Linked DNA regions of Homo sapiens: region 2 is linked to region 1. A link is a loop called in an ENCODE intact Hi-C map of the cell type or tissue named here. Cell type or tissue: ascending aorta. All regions are shown on one strand. Links, peaks and the distances in the headings refer to the core of each region. The heading gives the core; the rest is flanking DNA.

Region 1 (10,275 bases), core at 1,681-6,680:
GATTCTATGGAAACAGGAAGTGTAAGAATCCTGTCTTTGTTTGTTTGTTTGTTTGTTTTAGATGGAGTCTCCCTCTGTCACCCAGGCTGGGGTGCAGTGGCGTGATCTCGGCTCATTGCAACCTCCGCCTCCCGGGTTCAAGCAATTCTCCTGCCTCAGCCTCCGGAGTAGCTGGGACAACAGGCAGGTGCCACCACGTCCAGCTAATTTTTTGTATTTTTAGTAGAGACGGGGTTTCACCGTGTTAGCCAGGATGGTCTTGATCTCCTGACCTCGTGATCCCCCCGCCTAGGCCTCCCAAAGTGCTGGGATTACAGGCGTGAGCCACTGCGCCCTGCCAAAATGCTGTCCTGATTATTCTAAATGTCTGCTTTAGAAATGAATGGTGATGGGTGGGGTAGCAAGGGTAGTGGTGGGGATTTGCCAGTTTCACGGGGAGAAAGAGAAAGGAACACTGTGATTTTACTCTCTTTGAGTTTGGGGGTGGGGTGAGGCTGCAGGAAGTGCATCAAAAGATCAGGGTTTAAAACATTTGCCATTTGAGACAGCGCTAATCAGCGGAGAGAAATAAAGGAAATATTCATCTTTATACAGATTAACCATTGAGATAATCTCTGTAACACTCACACCTGTGATGATGGAAGGAAGGAGGGAAGGAAGGAAGGAAGGGAGGGAAGGAGGGAGGGAGGGAAGGAGGGAGAGAGGGAGGGAGGGAAGAGGGAGAAAAAAAGAAGGTGCACTTTAGCCAAAGAACGTTTAGATATCACTAAATAAATGTTGTATAAGAAAATAAAGCACTACCAATTCTATTAATTTTTGAATTCTAAAAAAAATCCCGTCTTTTAATTGTTACTCATTGATTTTCATTCTTCTCCTTTGATAGTTATTTCTCTTTGCATAATTTCAAAAATGTTTTAACATGACGTTACACTTGGGTCCTCTGTGTTTTAACTTTTTTCTCAATCTCTCAGTTCTCCTCTTTCCATATGACAGAGAGGAACGATAATAGGCTTGTGTTCCATGAACTCAGTACATCTACGTCAACACTGTCATACTTCCAGGAGGACAGATCATCAAGAAGGAACAGATGAGACATGCTAGTGTGTTTCATCTTCCAAAGTAAAATCTGTGTTATTTTGATTTCTTCCAAAAAAAGCAAGATATTCTGCTTTGGTGCTGAGTACAAGACAAATAAAATTCCACTTCAGGTGGCTCACTGATGGCAGCTACTTTGATAAGTGTTCCTTGTTTCACACATTAATATTAGTAGACTCACTTCTCTACTGCACAGAGGCACACAGTGAAAGGGTTGGAACAGAAAGAGTGCTTTAGAAGTGACTATCCGTTAAGTCCTCCCTGAGTGTTTTAGGGCAATCCAAATACCTTTGCTTCTCCCTGGGGATAAAAAGACAGATGCTCCGCCTGTATGCAGTGAGCTGAGAGGTGCAGGGTGAAAGCTAACAACTGAGTTGACATGGGATTGAGACTCTCTCGGGGGAACTAGAAAGGTGAATGGAGTCTGAGCTGGCTGTCATTTAGAAGATGAGTGGGAGCACCAAGGCTAGGAAAGGGCATCTGGATGGAACAGGAAGAGATCCTGCTGAAGCTAAGAGCAAGCTCTGCGGGAGTGAAGGAGTGTATTGAAGTGAAGTAGCAGGTCAGGAAGAGATATTTCAGAGTACCAGAGTTTAGAGATATCACAGACTTGATTCACACATGGGGACAAAGGATAAACGTCATTTATTATTTTTAAAATGTTCATCTGAACAAACGACGTACAAAGATTTTATTCTATATTTACTTTATCAAACAATATCACATTTCTTCAAGTTATAGAGCTCTAATTCATTACAGCTACTGACGTATTAAGTTAGACAAATGTAGGATGGTGTCAGAGTCATTGACTTTTAATTTTTTTTTTTAATCAGGCAACCCTCGAACCAGAATACATTCACAGAGACTTCCTACATTTTTTAATTGAGTGCATACCAGGAGTCAGATAGCATGTAACATACTTTGGATACAAAATTAAGTCACCATATTTTATATAAAGGTATTGCAGATTAACAAAAGGCATGCATGTATTGGTAAGTACCTTAACTAAGTTATGTAAAAAGATACAGAAGTTGCTGGGCGTTGTGGCTCACGCCTGTAATCCCAGCACTTGGGGAGGCCGAGGCAGGTGGATCACTAGGTCAGGAGTTCGAGACAAACCTGACCAACATGGTGAAAACCCGTCTCTACTAAAAATACAAAACTTAGCTGGGCGTGGTGGCATGTGCCTGTAATCCCAGCTACTCGAGAGGCTGAGACAGGAGAATCGCTTGAACCTGGGAGGCAGAGGTTGCAGCGAGCCGAGATCACGCCATTGCACTCCAGCCTGGGCAACAAGAGCGAAACTCCATCTCCAAAAAAAAAAAAAAGAAGACACAGAAGTGACATCAAGGAGTGACTGATAATCTTGACTTGTTACGCATGCCGGGTTGGGGAAAGCATGGCCAGGGAAGACTTTACCGAAGAAACACGAATTGAATGGATCTTAAGTAAAGATTTTTTCGGGCATCTATGCAGAAGTAATTGCATAGTTAACCATAGCATGGAATCATAAAACAGTTCAAGAAATCTAACACCGGTTCAGAGACGGCACAAGAGAAAATTCACCCACTTCAAAATCACATAGCCTATTTCAAATATATTTACCTATATTTATATATCAATACATATATTTAATCATATCTCTCTATTTATACAGTGAATAAAACTACAGAGTTTGATGTCAGATTTGGGTTCAAATCCTGGCTTTACCACTTTGCAGGTACATGACTTTGAGCTTCTGGAACTAGAGTTTCCTCTGAGAAGTCGCATAAATTTAGCCATAGAAAGTAATGACACTGGAGCCAAATGTCCTGTTTGTTGTTATTTATTTGCTTCTAATTCTGGCTTTACAATATCTTAGTTCTGCTGTTTTCTTGAGCAAGTCCTTAAGTTCTCTGCTTCTCAGTTCCCCCATTCTATAAAATGGGGATAACATCATCACCTACCTTATAGGAACTCAAAGAGTTAATACAGGTAGGGCTCTTAAAATAGTACCTGGCAAAGTGCAAGTTCTCAACAAAATATTAGCTGAACCTTCAAGTTAGGGAGAACGATACTTACCTATTGAGTTTCAATAAGACAATGGTAATTTTCAAAAATGTTACTTTCATTCTAACTTCAAATAAAAAGGGACAAGTCTTATCTATACTACCTTTTTTAGAAAGCATAGAACATATTAATCTTTCTAAAGTCTGTTGCAAAGAACTAGATTTAGTTGGTGCCACCATTTAAAGAATTCAACAGATAAATCTTTCATCCAGTAAATATAGACATGACCTAAATTACTGCAAAGAGGAAACTCCAGAGAGTCAGAACAGAGAAAATAAAAATTATCCCTCACCTCTGGCATCTATCTGATTGTATCTTGCTGATTAGTTCTGAACTGCTCTGTTTGGCCGCCAGGCTGAAGAACTAATACCATTAGTCACTGATATTAAGCATTGTTTATGTCCAATCTAATGGGAAAGGGTTAAGGTAAGGTTCACAAAATGATTAAACACCAAAAGTCCTGGGTTTTCCTTTTGAAATGGATATACTCAACTAAATCAGATATCTAACTCCTATTGCAGTAAGTCAATAACCTTCAGTCACTTTAACAACATGGTACAATGGACAGTCAGTCCTGCCAAGGATCGAGGTCTCATATCTTTCATATGGTCTTGGGGACATTATTGACTTGTGTGTAAATTCCTGCTGGATTTGTATCCCATAAATGAAACACAACGAACAAAACTCAACTTGTATACAAGATGTAATAGAATGCTTATCTAGTTATAAAGTGAATGAGGATGTTCTCTTGTATGGATTAAGATCACTGTAATATGTTATATAAAAATTTCAAGGACAAAAAATTGTATAGTATATCAATATTTGTTTTTCAAAGGGAATAAACTAATGTACCTTTTACACAGTATATGAATTTGTTGGTGTATTTCACAAAATATTTTAGGAGGAATAACCAAGAAACTACAACATCAGTTGCCATTGGAAAGAGCAATGGATGGGCTAGGGGAACAAGATAATTTTTATTGCTTATTCATTTATATTTGAATTTTGAATTTTATTCCTTTATACTTTTGAATTTTATGTTTTTGAATAATGTAAATTTATTTTATATCCAAATATAAAAACAGTATAGACTGAAGATATAAATTTCTAAAATAAAGTAGGGAAATCAGCTTTTGGTCAAACTCACAAATCACCACATAATTGATTTTAATAAACAAGAACTGTTAAATCCAAACTTATGAGATTTACAAATAAATAAACCTGGCCTAGGAATTTCTACTTAATGAGAATGAGGAAATAATTTTAGGTGACACTTTGTCATAGATGTAGCATGATTATTTTCAGAAAATGATGGTATTTGAATTAAAATACTTCTGCTAGTCAGAATTATACCAATTGAATAATAGAAAGGGTAGAAATGGCAAGTGGGTGGTCATTGGATATTATGATATCCAAAGTCACACATGTTTCAGAACTTGAGCCCAGCCCTCTGCTAGTGTTGAGTACATACTGTCAATGGACTTGCGGTCTAATGGAGGATGCAGGGGTAAAAGATGCTTAAAATATGCAGGTAATTAACATTCAGCAAGATCTAGGCATGTTAAATGCTGGACTTTCTAAGCATATACAAGAAGGATATGCAACCAACCTAGGGAGAAAAGGGAACGGCTTCTAGGAAAGTGACTTTATAAGGGCCTTTAGGAACTGAGCACCTAAACTTCTTCAATGATACCTTGTGATATTTTAACTGTAATGCAAAATCAAGAGGAATTTTAGCTTGTTGACATAAATTTTTAAAAAATGAAAGTTAAGCTGGGTGCGGTGGCTCACGTCTGTAATCACAGCACTTTGGGAGGCTGAGGTGGGTGGATCACTTGAGGTCAGGAGTTCGAGACCAGATTGTCTAACATGGTGAAACCCTGTCTCTACTAAAAATACAAAAAAAATTAGCCAGGTGTACTGGTGCAGGCCTGTAATACCTGCTACTCAGGAGGCTGAGGCAGGAGAATCGCTTGAACCTGGGAGGCGGAGGTTGCAGTGAGCAGAGATTGTACTGGTGCACTCCAGCCTGGGTGACAGAATGAGACTCTGTCAAAAAAAAAAAAAAAAAAAAGAAAGTTAAATGCCTATTGTAATGTTCATTTGCCTTTGCCTTTTATAGTACAACTGTATTGATAATGGGATCTGCTACCAGTAGCTATTCCTTAGGGATATTTCCTGGACTGTGTCCATCTCGCTCACAATGGATGCCAAAGAGCCATAGAAACTCAAGGCACAAACATGACCTACTTGAGAAAGGGATCTCTTGGTCTGAATTGGCTTCCTAGGCCTACCTTAGACTTTTCTGGCTAAAATGCAGTACTGAAATCATCGGTAATTTCACTCTTAACTACTACTGAGCACTTCAGTACTATTTTTTCTATGTGTGTGCTGAAGGGTGAGAAAGTGTGAGCAGTGAACAGTTGTGGGAAAGGGGTAGGGCTGCAGTACAGTCTATGCAAAGGTTCTCAAATGCATGGGGATATCTCACACATCAATGTTTGTCCTAGAATGAAAGGAAGAAAACAGTTGAGAACCTCGGGTTTTACATACTCCTGTTTCCCATTAATACCAGATGACTCTTCATTATCTTAACTTGAACCCTAGTATGTTTCTAGTTTAGATAGTTTCATAGTAAAGAAAGTCTAAAGGGTTAAACTTTAGACTTAACAAAAAGTGCGGAAGGGTTAAACCAAAGATTACTAGTCAACACAAGTGAAATCGTCATGTGTAAAGAGAAGAATTTAAAGGAAATCAAATAGGCACCATCATTTGGAAAGCACTAAAAGTGAAGTTCTATTCAATAATAAAATTACAATCTTAGAATTTAAAAGGTACACCTGTTTAATGTTCTGTCTTTATTTCTGTGAGAGCTGCATGATACGACAGAAAAAATAAATGAGAAAAGAAAGACATTCTATTGTCATTGGGAACCGAACAGAGGTTAAATAGACTTTCTAAATCAATGACAAGAGGCTCCAAGAAAACATTTTAATTCCATTCATATATCTTTGTTAGAGACAAGGTCTTGCTCTGTTTCCCAGGCTGGGGTACAGTAGCACAATCATAGCTCACTGGAACCTTGAACTCCTGGCCTCAAATGATCCTCCCACCTTGGCTTCCTGAATTGCTAGGGCTACAGGCAGTTGCAACCATACCTGGCTCATTTTTCAAAAACTTTTTGTAGAGACAGGGTCTTGCTATGTTGCCCAGGCTGACCTCAAACTCCTGGCCTCAAGCAATCCTCTCACTTCAGCCTTCCAAAGCGCCGGGATTACAGGTATGAGCCAGCATGCCCAGCACCATTCATATATCTTATTGTACTGAAAGAAAAGTCTGTCTCAAAGAAATATTTTAAAATATCTTTTTATAGTAAAATACAAGGATTAAAATAAGAATTTACTGAGTCAAGTATTTTTGCTGAATTACTTTTGGATTAGTAAAGAATTCTATAATTAGGATACAAGCAACTAAGAGTAATTCAGTCAGTACATCTCAGCTACTCTCTTAGTAAACTGGCAGCAAAGTATATTTTAAACCAACATGGTAAACTCTATAAAAGCATCAGAAAATAGCACTTAGACCAAATTAAGAATCAAGTCATTGAGAAATGATCCAGAAAATAAACTTACAAAAACTTTAAGGAAGCATATTCCTAAATTATAGTTAACAGTAATCTACACAGAAGTTTAAATGGCAATATTTTCTATTTAACACAATTATTTAAGGCCAAAAAGGTCAACAGATCCTTAATTAAAAATAAATAAGTGGCTGACACTGCAGTGACATATATTTTTAATAACTATTTACTTGTCAACAGTTATCTATTTCCTAAGAAAAATCTCTCAATTCCTTTCCTTCACTGAACTTAGTCTAGTCACTTCAACTTATTATTTCATTCTTGACTCAAACCCAGATTTAATGGTTCAGGATATTTTTGTTGAAAACACCAAAAAAACTAAGACTGGCCTAATAATTTTAAAGACTGTATTCAGGTTGTAGTTTGTTTTTTTCTTTAGTCCAGCTTTTTTTTTTTTTTTTTTTTTTTTTTTTTTTTTTGATGGAGTCTCGCTGTTGTCGGCCTGGGCTGGAGTGCAGTGGTGCGATCTCAGCTCACTGCAAGCTCCGCCTCCCAGGTTCCAGCAATTCTCCTGCCTCAGCATCCCCAGTAGCTGGGATTACAGGCACCCGCCACCACACCTGGCCAATTTTTTTATTTTTAGTAGTGATGGGGTTTCACCATGTCCAGGCTGGTCTTGAACTCCTGACCTCAGGTGATCCTCCCCGCCTCTCCCTCCCAAAGTGCTAGGATTACAGGCACGAGCCATCGCGCCCCGCCAACATTTTTTTTTTTTTTTTTTGCCTGCTTTGGTGTTGAGGCTGCTCTATAATCACCCCTGTGGGAGTGAATGAAAACAGCAACTGCAGGCTCAGACAAGAGCAAGGTAGGGGAGATGACCCTTTTTCCTTCCTTTGGATAAACCCATCCTGTGAATTTTCTCCCTATAGAGAGGATTGCTGGCAGCTATAATTTATCTGATACACACAATCAAAATGTGCATTTTGCTCAGTTCCCCTTTTCACCAGGACGCAGCTTTTCTGGAGATAAGCCATTCACTTGGCATGATGCTCTTTGTACTCACTCGCAATTTTGATATTAACACTATTATTTTTGAGAAACTTGATTTCTTTATACTCTAGGAAGACCTACCATGGAAATATGATATTAATAAATGGAAAAATAAAGGTCAAATCTTGTATTATAGAAGTAAAACTAAGCAAATTAGATAGACAGACAGATATACATTTACATAGAACTATTTCAGTTCAACAAGGCCAAAGTGAATTCCAGAAGTAATAACATTTGTATCTAGTTGACTCATCATTGATATATTTTTTAAAATCACTGAAATGGAATACCACGAGAAAAGGTGCAACTAAATATGGCTTGATAATCTCTGGATATTTCCCTCTAATACTTCCACATGTCTTGCTTTATTTTATTGTAATATTTTAATTATTTTATTATATAATAATTTTAAAATATAATATTTTATATAATTTTAATAATAATTTTATAATAATTTTTATAATAATTTTATAACTTTTATAATAATTTTAAAATATTATATTTTAATTATTTTATAATAATTTTAATTATTTTATTATAAAATTTATTTTATTATATAATTTTTTCCTCACTTATGATTTTAACATACCTGGTGGAGTAAGTGGAAATGTACCAGCCATCTCCACCCATATGTAAACAGAGAGCTTTAATAGTTAATACAGAAGCACATATACTTCCTGAACTGTCAGCTGTCAAAAATACCATGAATAAATAAGGGGGTAGGTATTATTCATGAAAAAGAGAAGCTTGGCTTAGAAATCTTGTAGTAATAAAGCCTTAATCCCTGCCAATCATCCTATCTTAAGAGGAAGGAACTTCATTTAATGCAAATCCAGTGATAACAGTTTTCACCCAAACTAAAAGCAACATGGAAGATCCTCCTGTAAGGCTCTACTGATTCCCTGTACCGAGAAAGAATTGTATACTTCCATTCAACACAGATAATATTTCAACTTTAATTTACATTTTATGCAAAAATAGTATACTCTTTCTTACAAAGTTGGTAGAAGCAATTATTCTATGACTTTAAGCAACTCAGTTTTATACATTTACTACTGATGGTTATGTTTTATGCACGGTGACATGATTATCTGTTGTCTGAGAGATTAAAAATTTTCAGCTTTAGTATGGGACCTCATCATTTATTTCCTTCTCTCCTACAAACTATAAATGGCATAGAATATAATGAAAAATATAATATTTGGAGAGCAATCTTAGCATCAAAGTCAGAAATGGAAAGAAACTTAAGGATTATTTTAATAGCCCTCAAAATAGAGACGATATTGATTTATGCATCTCTTTTCCGTTTAATATCCTCTTCCTGATATAAGAATTGACTATGCCTAAACCGGACACTTTTTAATAATGCTTTTCCTTTTTCTTTTCTTGCTCCCTCCCTCCTTTCCCCTGCCTTTACTCTCTCACATCTTCACTCTCTCCCTCCTTCCTTCTCTTTCCCTTTCTCCCCCTTTTTAAAATCTCCTTCAATGTAGTTTACAGTCTCTAAATTCTTTCTTTAGCTTTAGATATTCACAGGACAATACAGAACTCTTGATGTGGATTAAGATTTTGTCACTCATAAAAGGTGGAATGTTCCAGTTATCCACATAACTCAAATCCTGGAATGGAAACTGACCAGAAAATATTAATCACCTGTAATTATTGGCAGTGTAATATTCTGTTATTCATTACAAGTGACTACTGCAGCAATTTAGTGATTTCGCATTACACAACTAGTTTTGTTTAGCTGTTAGCTAGTAAATGATGAATGAAAGTGTTTAACGGTAACACATGCCTGGTCCCGGATAAAAATCATGACCCAAATGGCCCAGCATATATTAGGTTTGATAACTGAAATACTTAGCAGGTCATTCTTAAACTTTCACAAGAATAAAGTGTTATGTAGCTATAGAACAGTAAATGTATTTTGAACTTCTATTTTTTCTTATTAATGTAGCACTTCTGAATCACTTTCTTCTTAGTTTCATAAGAAAACTCACATTATAAGAATCAAAATTTGCCTGTGTTACTTATGTGTATGCTGAGTACTACAGATCCTCTTATTTAACGTTTCTAAAATAGCCCTTGTATGTAAGTAAGGCCCTAGTATGTAAGTTCTCATTTATAATGAGAGTAAATGAGAACTTAAGTAACTTGTCCAGTGTTTCACACCTAGTGTAGATAGAGATGTAAAGGGAGAAGGGAGGCAGGAGAACGGAGAAGAGAGAAGAAACATAGAAAGAGGATAAAGACTTTGAATGTAGAGATTTTAAATTTACCCTATAAAGAGCACTACTTGTAGAGGAGACATACTAATTGAAACAGTTAAGCAATCATTCAGAAAAGTGCATAATTATGTTTTGAGATGACTTTTGTGAATGGGCTAGTGTTCTTGTTTTCTCATAAATCACCAACCTTGATCCCTGGAACATAAAGCATTTTTAAGAATTGTTAAATGAATCTGAATTTAGAAGTTTGATTCTTGATTCAGTTTCAAGATT
Region 2 (10,275 bases), core at 2,480-7,479, 50 kb after region 1:
TGAAACCCCGTCTCTACTAAAAATACAAAAATTAGCTGGGCGTGGTGGCACGTGCCTGTAATCCCAGCTACTCGGGAGGCTGAGGCAGGAGAATCGCTTGAACCTGGATGATGGAGGTTGCAGTGAGCCGACATATCGCGCCACTGCACTCCAGCCTAGGTGACAGAGGGAGACTCCATCTCAAAATATATAAATAAATAAATAAATAAGTAAATAAATAGGCCTTTCAAGCTTGTAAAAACAGTGGTAGTAACCTTTAATTCAACTGAATAAGTAGAAAAATTGAAATTCTTTGAATCTTAAGAAAATTCAGATATCAGATTTGCAAGTATTTTTTTCTTTGCCTTCAATATATGAAATTAAGTTTCTAAAAAGGTTTTGTTTTTGTTTTTGCTATCAAGTAGAAATTTGATTACTGATAAAATCTGATACAACACTCTGGGGCACATAAACCATATCCAAGAAAATACCCAGCTTTATTGTTTTTCAGTCTACCCCACTGCAAGTGTCCTCAAAATGTCATCAACAATAAACTGTAAAAGGCTTCACATCTCCTCATTAAACAGTCTCCCTAAGGCACTAGGCAGTGAACAGATATTGCCTGGTTCCTAAGATGGCATTGATGAATTCAGACATAGATATTGGCACTTTCACTAAACATAAAGTTTATATTTTGAGTCCTGTTTATGTATTAATCAGTTCAGGGTACAAGGAAGCAAGAAACACTGTAATTACCGTATTAACGGGCTTAATATTCTTCTGTCATACCCTAAACATCTACTGAACATTTTGAAATCTAGATTGGAGAATGTGTATGATTAATGCCTCAGGGCTCTTTTCTTCGCAAATTCAACAGCACATTCTCAAATGGTAGAAGACAAAGGTAACTTTTTCACTCTGAGTGACACAGTCTACATCATACAGAATACTATATGATTTACCTTTTCTTTGAAAATGGATGAATCAAGTCAATCAAATACTGAGAAACAATTTCACTTGACTGCTTCATGGTGGAACTTAGAATTGCTAACCCTTAAAAAAATAATACTTTACCAAATAAACAAAGATTATTACTGAAATAGGATAAGACAGTGTTCAGTAATATACCTCAACGATAAATAAGCAAAGTGCATATAATGTGGTCAGATCAAAACCCACATTTCTTTGCCTGCCTTGAAGACCTTGTAAAACCTCCCACCAAAGTTTTCTTTCTTGAGTTGTCCACTCCAAAATGATCTTCTAATAATCCCTTAAAGACGCATCACAAAAGTCTGTCTCTGTTCATTTGTCTATACAGGCTTCTTTACTTCACCCTCTCAGCTCATTTATAACTGACTGCTACTCAAGTATAAGTATAATCTTTATTTTCTTTTTGGAGAAAATAAAGATTAAATAAATCACTCTGTTGCCCAGGCTGGAGTGCAGTGGTGTGATCTTAGCTGAAAGCAACCTCCACCTCCCAGATTCAAGCAATCCTCCTGCGTCAGCCTCCTGAGTAGCTAAGATTACCGGCATGTGCCACCACACCAGACTAATTTTTGTATTTTTAGTAGAAACAAGGTTTTGCCATGTTGGCCAGACTGGTCTCAAATTCCTGGCCTCAAGTGATCCACCTGCTTCAGCCTCCCAAAGTGCTGGGATTACAGGCATGAGCTACTGTGCCCAGCCACAAGTATAAATAAAATCTTTAACAACATATTGAAAGATTATTAATCATAAAGCATACCAAGTTCTAGGTTATTCTCTGACACAGAGAATTTGTATGGACACCAAATCAGGACAAATCATATCCCTTAATATATATTACATTTGGACTTTAGGGTAGAGGAGAGGAGTAAATGGTTTAATTTATATTAAAAAAGAAAAAAAGGAAAAGTAGAAATATTACTAACTTAGTTTGAGTCTGTCTAATGGTGAAGTTCATGTTTTTTGGCTTTATTGAGCTTCCATCATCTCCAAGAATTCTTCCTTTATAACTCCAAGCTTGGGACTGTGAGAACTAAATGAGATAATCTGTGCCAAATACAGTAAGCATACATAGGTATTAGCTACCATTGTTTCTGTCATTGTGCCGCCCTCACATAACACCAAAAGCAGAGACAGGTTATAATCTGGTCAACACAGTCAGTGTATTCTAACGAATTATGTAGTCTGCCTGAATCCTTAGACTGACTGTACAAATTGGATGAATGCACATCTCCTAAGCACTGTGGGAAGTATAGACCCAATGTGAGGCACAGGGCAGGAGAGAATCAGAATTAAGGAGAATTAATTATCCAGCAAAACATGGCTGAAGAAGTCACTATAGTATCACTGTCACTACACTGAACTCTTTGTTTTGGAATTTCTTTTAAATATGCTTATTGACAAAAAGCTGCCAGGTGTGATGCTTATGTTTCATAAATGGTGCAGGATTACTCTTAATGTGAAGGTTATTCTGTGTAACCAAGGGTTAACACGTTATGTCATTAGCCTAAACACTAGAACAAACAGCATTTGTTATGTTTTGTCATGGAGACAAGGAGTGACTCTTAAATTCTGAAGGAGTATAAAAGAATAAAAATAGAAACAGAAGTTTCCAAAGTTCTGCCAATTCTTGCCTTGATAGAACTGTAGCCACACGTATCCGTCTAGAAGATCTTACAGCTGGTTTTGCCCATTGCTTCATTCCTCTTTTTCTTAAAAGCTGTGTTACTACTTTTCCCAATGCTAAATTAGCTTCAGATTGCTTCTTTTTATCCACAAAAGAAAGACTACATCGATATCAACACTGGACTATTAATTAATGGGGAAAAGTCAAGTGTTAAACTCTGTTCAGGAATTAGCATGTGGGTTTTAGGGAGACTTGGATCAACACATCAGAAAGCAATACAGAACAGGGAAGTTCACTGAGTTTGACAAGAGAACGCAAGGAAAAGAAAAAATTAAAAGTTGTGTTCCAGCATTGTTCCTGTGATTACTGCCAAACTATCACAGATTTCAGCAGTTTATGAAAACAGTATTTTGTGTTTTCAAATATGCTCTTAAATTTTTCACAGGATGTATCAGATGGGATGCATTCTTGTCATTTTTGGAGAATGTGGGGATAACAGGCATGCCAAAGACCAAGAACAGCATGTGGGAATAACACTTTACATGCTATTTTTATGCCACTTCCTTTTTTTATTTTTATTTTTTCAGAGTATAAAGTGTTGTGAAACATTAACAGGGGCAATGCAATGTGAAAAGGTTCTGAACTATATCTATCTCTTTTATTGCTGAGATGCTCTCTTACATTTTTAACATATGCCATTATTGTTAACGCCAGGCCATCATCATTACTATAAGTTAAACAGCAGATCAATCACCAAATAATAGCATAGCAAACAGCATATACAAAATGATGAAGTGCTGGCAGGTGATCTGTATATAAAAGCTAGATTAGAACTTTAGGTTTGGTTAGACGCTGGTAGTCAATTAATTCTGGCTTGCTAGGAACTCTTCACAGAATATTAGTTTCTGCATTGTTGCTCCAGCTTACAAAACTTTACATAGCAAACTGTGTTCTGTGTCTTAAAATATAATTCCGTTCACAATTTGGCCTAAACTTTATTAATAAACTCTGTGGTAGCATTTGGTTAATTCCTCAACTCAACAGGGACTTACAGTAATGTACTGTGTGGCTCACCATCACTGCATCATGGGCGCAGCAGAAAGGAAAATCCTTAAAGCAATTTTGGGAGGGAAGAGGAAGTGATGGGGGCAGAGGGGTGTGGGGGAAGTGGGGAAGGAAAAGCGGGTGAGTAAACAGGAACATTTCTAATGTTCCTTTTTTTTTCTTTTCTTTTTTTTTTTTTTTTTTGAGATACGGTCTCACACTGTCACCCAGGCTGGAAGGCAGTGGTGCGATCTCCACTCACTGCAACCTCTGCCTCTGTCTCCGTCTCCCAGGTTCAAGCGATTCTCATGCCTCAGCCTCCCAAGTAGCTGGAATTACAGGTGCATATCACCATGCCTGGCTATTTTTTGTATTTTTAGTAGAGACGGGGTTTCGCCATTGTTGTCCAGGCTAGTCTCAAACTCCTGACCTCAGGTGATCGACCCACCTCGGCCTCCCAAAGTGCTGGGATTACAGGCATGAGCCACGACACCTGGCCATTAAATCTTCAATGTTTTTTAATACAGATAGTTAAGGGTCAACATAGTTTTTGAAATTTCATTGCTCCATATGTGTCTAATATCCAGGAACATGAGATCTGTACCACTTCTATCTTCAGTTGGGCTTGGCTGAAGGAGTCATAACTTCTTTGCCTATTGTCATTGGGCATTTGCTTCCATTTTTCTTTTCTTAGCCTTTAATAGTTGGGGTCCATATATGCACTTTACTCATCCCTTCTCCAATAATGGGTCCGGTTTTCAAGGGCATGGTCTTAAATTGTAAAATGGAGTTACAGCATATCCAAGCGAATAGGAAAATGAAGAAAATCTCACCCTACAATTTGTTATTTATCTAGTTCTTTCTCTTTCTCCCATCTCCAGCACACTACTCCCAGAAGATACAGACCTGTCAGTTTCTCCGACCCTCGAAATGACATACACTGTGAACGAAATAAATTTGAAGGCACTCCCAAGGAAAAGGCGTTTTTTCTTCCCGATATTGAATCCAGAACATTGGTTAGAAGTATTCTCATAGAACTGCCGCTATGCAGAACTTGTACTAGTTACATAAGGTATATTCGGCTACATTGAGAGTTCAATAGGCTTTGAAGGGTTAACCAAGAAACCAAATTTTATATAGAACAACATTTCTATGATAAATTCTATCCCGAGTTCTAAATTGTCTATGACTTACCTATGAACTTTTATAATATCATTCAATTGTAAATTGAGAACTGCCTGCACACTCTTCATTTATTAATATTATATGAAGTGTATCTCCCTGTATCAGTTAACACAAAAGGTTAAATGTTGGTTCTTGGAAAACAAAATGAGTAAAGTGTTATTAAAGCAGAATTCATATTTAAGAGGAATTCAAATAGAACGCAGTAAGGAAGAAAAACAACAAATGAAAGGTACGTCCACAGCTCCACCAGGGAGACTTTGGAGGAATTAGCTTGTGTTGTGTTAGTTCTTATCCCTGAAGAAGCGCTGCTAAGCTATTTGAAGCTGCTTTCTCAGAGGGATTATCTCCTTCAATCTGTTTTAATCACAACTAAATGCTTTCAACTGGTATATACTGAGCTCGAATTAGAGAATCACAATTCCCCCAGACCTTTGTGATTTGTTTGAAAAAAAGAAACGCATTCACATACAAAGACACATTCTAGAAATTAAATTGTGATCTGTCATTGTTCAAGTTAATCAAAAAACATAAAAGATTATACTTTTAAACAACACAAAACAAGATCAATGGATATACAAAATATAAATGGAAATGATTTGGGGTTGTCAGGTGATTTTCAGAAAGAAGCAAATGCATTCCTTAGAAATGGCTATATTTGAAGATCACTATGTTTAAAAATAAGTGATTTGATCAACAGAGTGGTAAACTGAGATACAATTCATAAATTTGATAAGTATTTCTTGCATATTTTGTGAGAGCTTCTGAGCTTCTAATAGTCTTTACTACTGAGATTATTAATCACAAAATTCCCCACATTTACTCACTACTCCTCACATTTTCAAAGTGTTCTCAAATACTGTGTTAAAGTAAGTATTGTAATGAGAGAATTAGTCTTTGACCAACTCCATTTACGACTGGAATCATTCCATTGGATACACGGTTACTCCAGAAAAGCTATGAGGATGATAAAAAGTTCCATTTTTCATTCAGTGAGTATTTATCAGATCACACAAGGTGCTAATTGCTATTTTCCCTCAATAAAATGAGCAAATGTTTTCTAAAATTAAAACTAAAGAAAAAAATCAATGGCAGCTCAAGGAAAGAATTCTATGAATCTAGGATCTTCAATTCCATGGGAAAAACCATGTAACTCAAGGTGAAAGCACGGATCTTGGAACCAGATTGTTTGCATTTGCGTCCCAGCTTTTCCATCTTCCAGGAGTATAATCTGTACTGTCAAATGAGGATCAAAATAATACTATTTATCCTCTGAAACTGTTAGAATTGGATGAGCATGTAGTTTAATGAGTACAACCAGTATGTGCCTAATAGATAGTTACAGTTCATATTTATGTGAACCAAATTTTAAACAAAAGATTACTTAACAATAAACCAGGTGAGTTTTCTTTCTCCATTATCTCCACCCCCTAATTCCAAGAATTTGATGGCCATTTTATAACATCAATAGATTCACATTTTGCCCAAGATGCAGAGCTATCAAATAATTTTATGCTGACATCAGTTGCCTCCTGACAGCTCTAAGATATGAAATAACAAGCAGTCAATGTCAGTGCTACTAAATCAAGCCCAGGGCCCCCATGGCACCAGACAGCAGCAGCTTGTTACTGCTAAGGAAATGTCAGTCCAGTCAAAGTGTGGCAGAGTTGTCAAATCCCCAGTTGCGTCTGCTCTGGTATAACTAACGTTCTATAAGGTAACATTCATAAAGATGTTATGTTGCCCAAAACCCTGAAGCAGAACAGCTAAGGTGGCTCTCAGAGTTCAAAAAGTTGTTTGACTTCTTCAGTCACTGAGATTTCTCCCTCTAGTAAACAGGTTCATTTTCTTTCCTCTGTAGGCACAACATTCAGGATCAGAGAATATATTTTTTTCCCTGAAAATGTTGTAAGTATTTGGATAGAGTCACACTTCATTATGCATGTGGTATCTGACTTTTGGTTTGCATTCACAAGCAATACTTATGAATCATTTCTTATTTCTAAAATATTGTTGTTTTTAAAATTACCTATGTCTGCCCCCTTACATCATAACTATACTTTAATTTCCTTCCACTTGGCACTTACTCTGACATCCTGTTATTATTCATTCCTACCTACAGCATCTTGGCTATGGAGAGAATATCACTTCTAAGGTGGCACATTGGCTGAATCTGAGGTTCTTGTTAGAGTTTTTCTATTTCTGTTTAATTTTAAGAATTACAGGAAACACGCGCTAGTTTAAAAATTCATTTTTGCTATCCCTGTAAAGTATGGTAGCTTTTTTTTTTTTTTTTTCTTTTTGAGACGGAGTCTCTCTCTGTCGCCTAGGCTGGAGTGCAGTGGCGCGATCTCGGCTCACTGCAAGCTCCGCCTCCCAGGTTCACGCCATTCTCCTGCCTCAGCCTCCCGAGTAGCTGGGGGACTACAGGCGCTCACCACTGCACCCGGCTAATTTTTTTGTATTTTTAGTAGAGATGGGGTTTCACCGTGTTAGCCAGGATAGTCTCGATCTCCTGACCTCGTGATCCGCCCGCCTCGGCCTCCCAAAGTGCTGGGATTACAGGCGTGAGCCACGGCGCCCGGCCTATGAAGTATGGTAGTATTTTGACTTGTGTTTCTACTTTCCCTACAACTGGACAACGGGTCTACTTTTATACTCGATGCCACAAAAAATAATGGAATATGTTGGCAGGTCACAGTCCTATTTTGCCAGTAAGTAGCATTACTCACAGATGCAGTTTTTCATCACAGTTGGTAAAGACCTTTTAGTAGCACTTAAGGGCTTCATTCTCACAGTGCTGTACAGTCATCAGTCAGAGTTCCATCTTTTGAGTCCATGCTAGGAACACACATATTCATCAACATACTGCAGTAACTGGATCTGATCTTTTGCTGACACTTATAGCCAGTCCCCTGTGACTTTTATCATGGAGACTGTGTTGAGATTAGAACTGGGTTATAGTCTGTGACCATTAATCTAAAGTCTCACTGTGGACTGTCCCAAGCAGCAAATTGGGAGACCCTCTCACCCTCTTCATATACCAGTGTTAAGAGAAATACTTACATCTGTGTTATAAATCAATCTGAATATACACTAACAGAAACAAACATATGGGTTAAATTTTCTTGAAATTACACATGGTTATAAAAATTGACCTAAAAAAAGTACTCAGAAAAACATGTTTGGAATTTGGTTGAACAAAAATATTTTTAAATATCTCAAGCTGTTTGGCAAATCTCAAAAATGCCAAGTGATTTCCAAGCCTACTGAAAATACCCTTTGTCTTACACATGAGCCTTTCAAAGCTTGAAAATTGTGTGTGTGTGTATGGTGTGTTTGTGTGGATGTGTCTGTGTGTGATGAAGCAATGGGCTTTGTAATCATTTTCAGGAGTTTCATCTTTAAAAGACAAGAATAACATTGCCCATTTATCTAAGAAATTTGTTATCAGTATTGCAAACATTTATCAAATATTGGTTTAGCTCTATACACAAATAGAGTCCAAAGGCATGCACTTGGTGTGATTAAATGATGACAAACTCATTTGATACACATTTTCTCAAATAGCCCATGTTCTACAGAAAAGCTCTTTTTCTTGATTAATTTTGGAAGAAAGAACAGGTCAAAATGCAAATGTGTTATTCTATTAGCATGGAGGAGCTTCTTAGATTATAAACTTGATCTCATCTTATACCTGATATCAGGGTCTTGAGAGATACAATTAAGTCTCAACTCAGGAGAGCAAGTATGAAAAGTCAACAGCAGGTGAGTATTGCCAAAGGAGGGTTAATGTGCTTGGGACATGAAGGTCATAGTCCTGGGCAGTTGGAAATCCTTGAGTATGTAAAGGTAGGAGGGAACATGGGTGATAGTCAGTGTGGGAAATATGTTTATGGACATGGAGGGAGTCAGATAAAACACTATTTGATACAAGTAATTACATACACTTTTTTTATAATTGTAATATATATGTTACATAGTATTAACATACATAATATATTATATTATCCATAATATAATATAATATATTATATTATCCATAATATAATATAATATATTATATTATCCATAATATAATATAATATATTATATTATCCATAATATAATATAATATATTATATTATCCATAATATAATATAATATATTATATTATCCATAATATATAATATATTATAATACATAATATATGTATAATATAATATATTACATAATATATTATAATACATATGTATAATATAATATATTACATAATATATTATAATACATATGTATAATATAATATATTACATAATATATTATAATACATATGTATAATATAATATATTATATATAAATAAACATATAACATATATATTAGACCTATGTTCTTGTTTCATAATAAAGATCTTAGAAACTAAAATATTCAAGAATGAAAATATCTATAAAATATAGTCCATCCAACCAAGTGTGGATATTATCTAAACAAATGTCAATTTCTCTCCTGACATCCCATTTCCTTACTTACAGATTACCTAGGTCTTAGTCATCAATTTGCTGCATTTTTTCTGAGCTTGTATCATGTTCCTTTAAATTGAGAAATTTTGCCACCAAAAAATGTCTTAAGCATTATGTTAGACAAACCCCACTCCCAATTAGGACTGACAACTTGAAATTGACTTCAGAATGCAACTAGAACTTTTGATTATGCTTAATTCTCCCATCACCAGACCTCTGTTGAAGCGAACTTTCTCAGTGCTACTTCATATGTGAGCACCTCTTCATTATAGATTTTTTTCCAGTCATACAATACAGTGTCAAACATAATTCCTTCCAAGGAACACTATGTTTGGTAGGAAGTCAAAGAAGCACAAAAACATCATTTCATTCGGTTATTCTAGACTATCTTGTGTTTTGTGAATAAGTCTATTATTTATAAGATTATTCATAGTCACGTGTGGAGCCTGGGGAACCAAACCTCATATTCTCTCATTTGATTATTTATTATGGTATAAAACAGTGCCTGCTTAGGACTTGCTCTAGCAAAGTTATTAACAACAAGTCTCCCTCAGCTCTCTCCATTTAAGCCTTCCATACTTGAAGCCCTGTTATCTCCTGATTGCTCAGAACCACTTCCCATGGTGCTATGTGCATGGAAAATACCCGTGCACTGTGCCCAAACTCTTGATCATTTACACTTATCTTCTGTACTTAACTGTCCTTTCATCCGTCTCAAACAAAGGGCCACTTTGTCCTTGGTGTACTCTCTTAGTTTGTTGTACATATTTCCATTAGTACTCATCTCTTTGCACAGTTCTCGGTTCACTTGCCGCTTGCCCGTCTTAGTTGTCCTTGTATTTCCTGCACATTGTCTAAATTATAGCTCATTCTTGGCATTGCTTAAATCCTTTTGTAGTGGTTACATGAATGTGAACGAATAAGTTCAAGTTAAAACTGTAACACTCAACTAATCTCTA

The links. Peaks named below come from ENCODE experiments on the same cell type or tissue, not always from the same donor. Only the 100,000 strongest peaks of a DNase experiment are listed, where the experiment ranks them.
Region 2: it touches region 1 in a loop (2.2-fold over the local background); 1 of 110 quality-filtered maps calls a loop at or near these places.

Annotation. Positions count from the first base shown.
Region 1 is chr3:77,371,098-77,381,372 of GRCh38, reverse strand. The region is part of intron 2 of ROBO2 (roundabout guidance receptor 2); the gene reads right to left. Among named protein-coding and RNA genes, the nearest start is that of ROBO2, 340 kb to the right of the region's middle. In ascending aorta, for the core only: no CTCF peak of the experiment used is centred there; no DNase peak of the experiment used is centred there; H3K27ac peaks cover 423 bases.
Region 2 is chr3:77,321,629-77,331,903 of GRCh38, reverse strand. The region is part of intron 2 of ROBO2 (roundabout guidance receptor 2); the gene reads right to left. Among named protein-coding and RNA genes, the nearest start is that of ROBO2, 290 kb to the right of the region's middle. In ascending aorta, for the core only: no CTCF peak of the experiment used is centred there; no DNase peak of the experiment used is centred there; H3K4me3 peaks cover 625 bases; H3K27ac peaks cover 2,043 bases.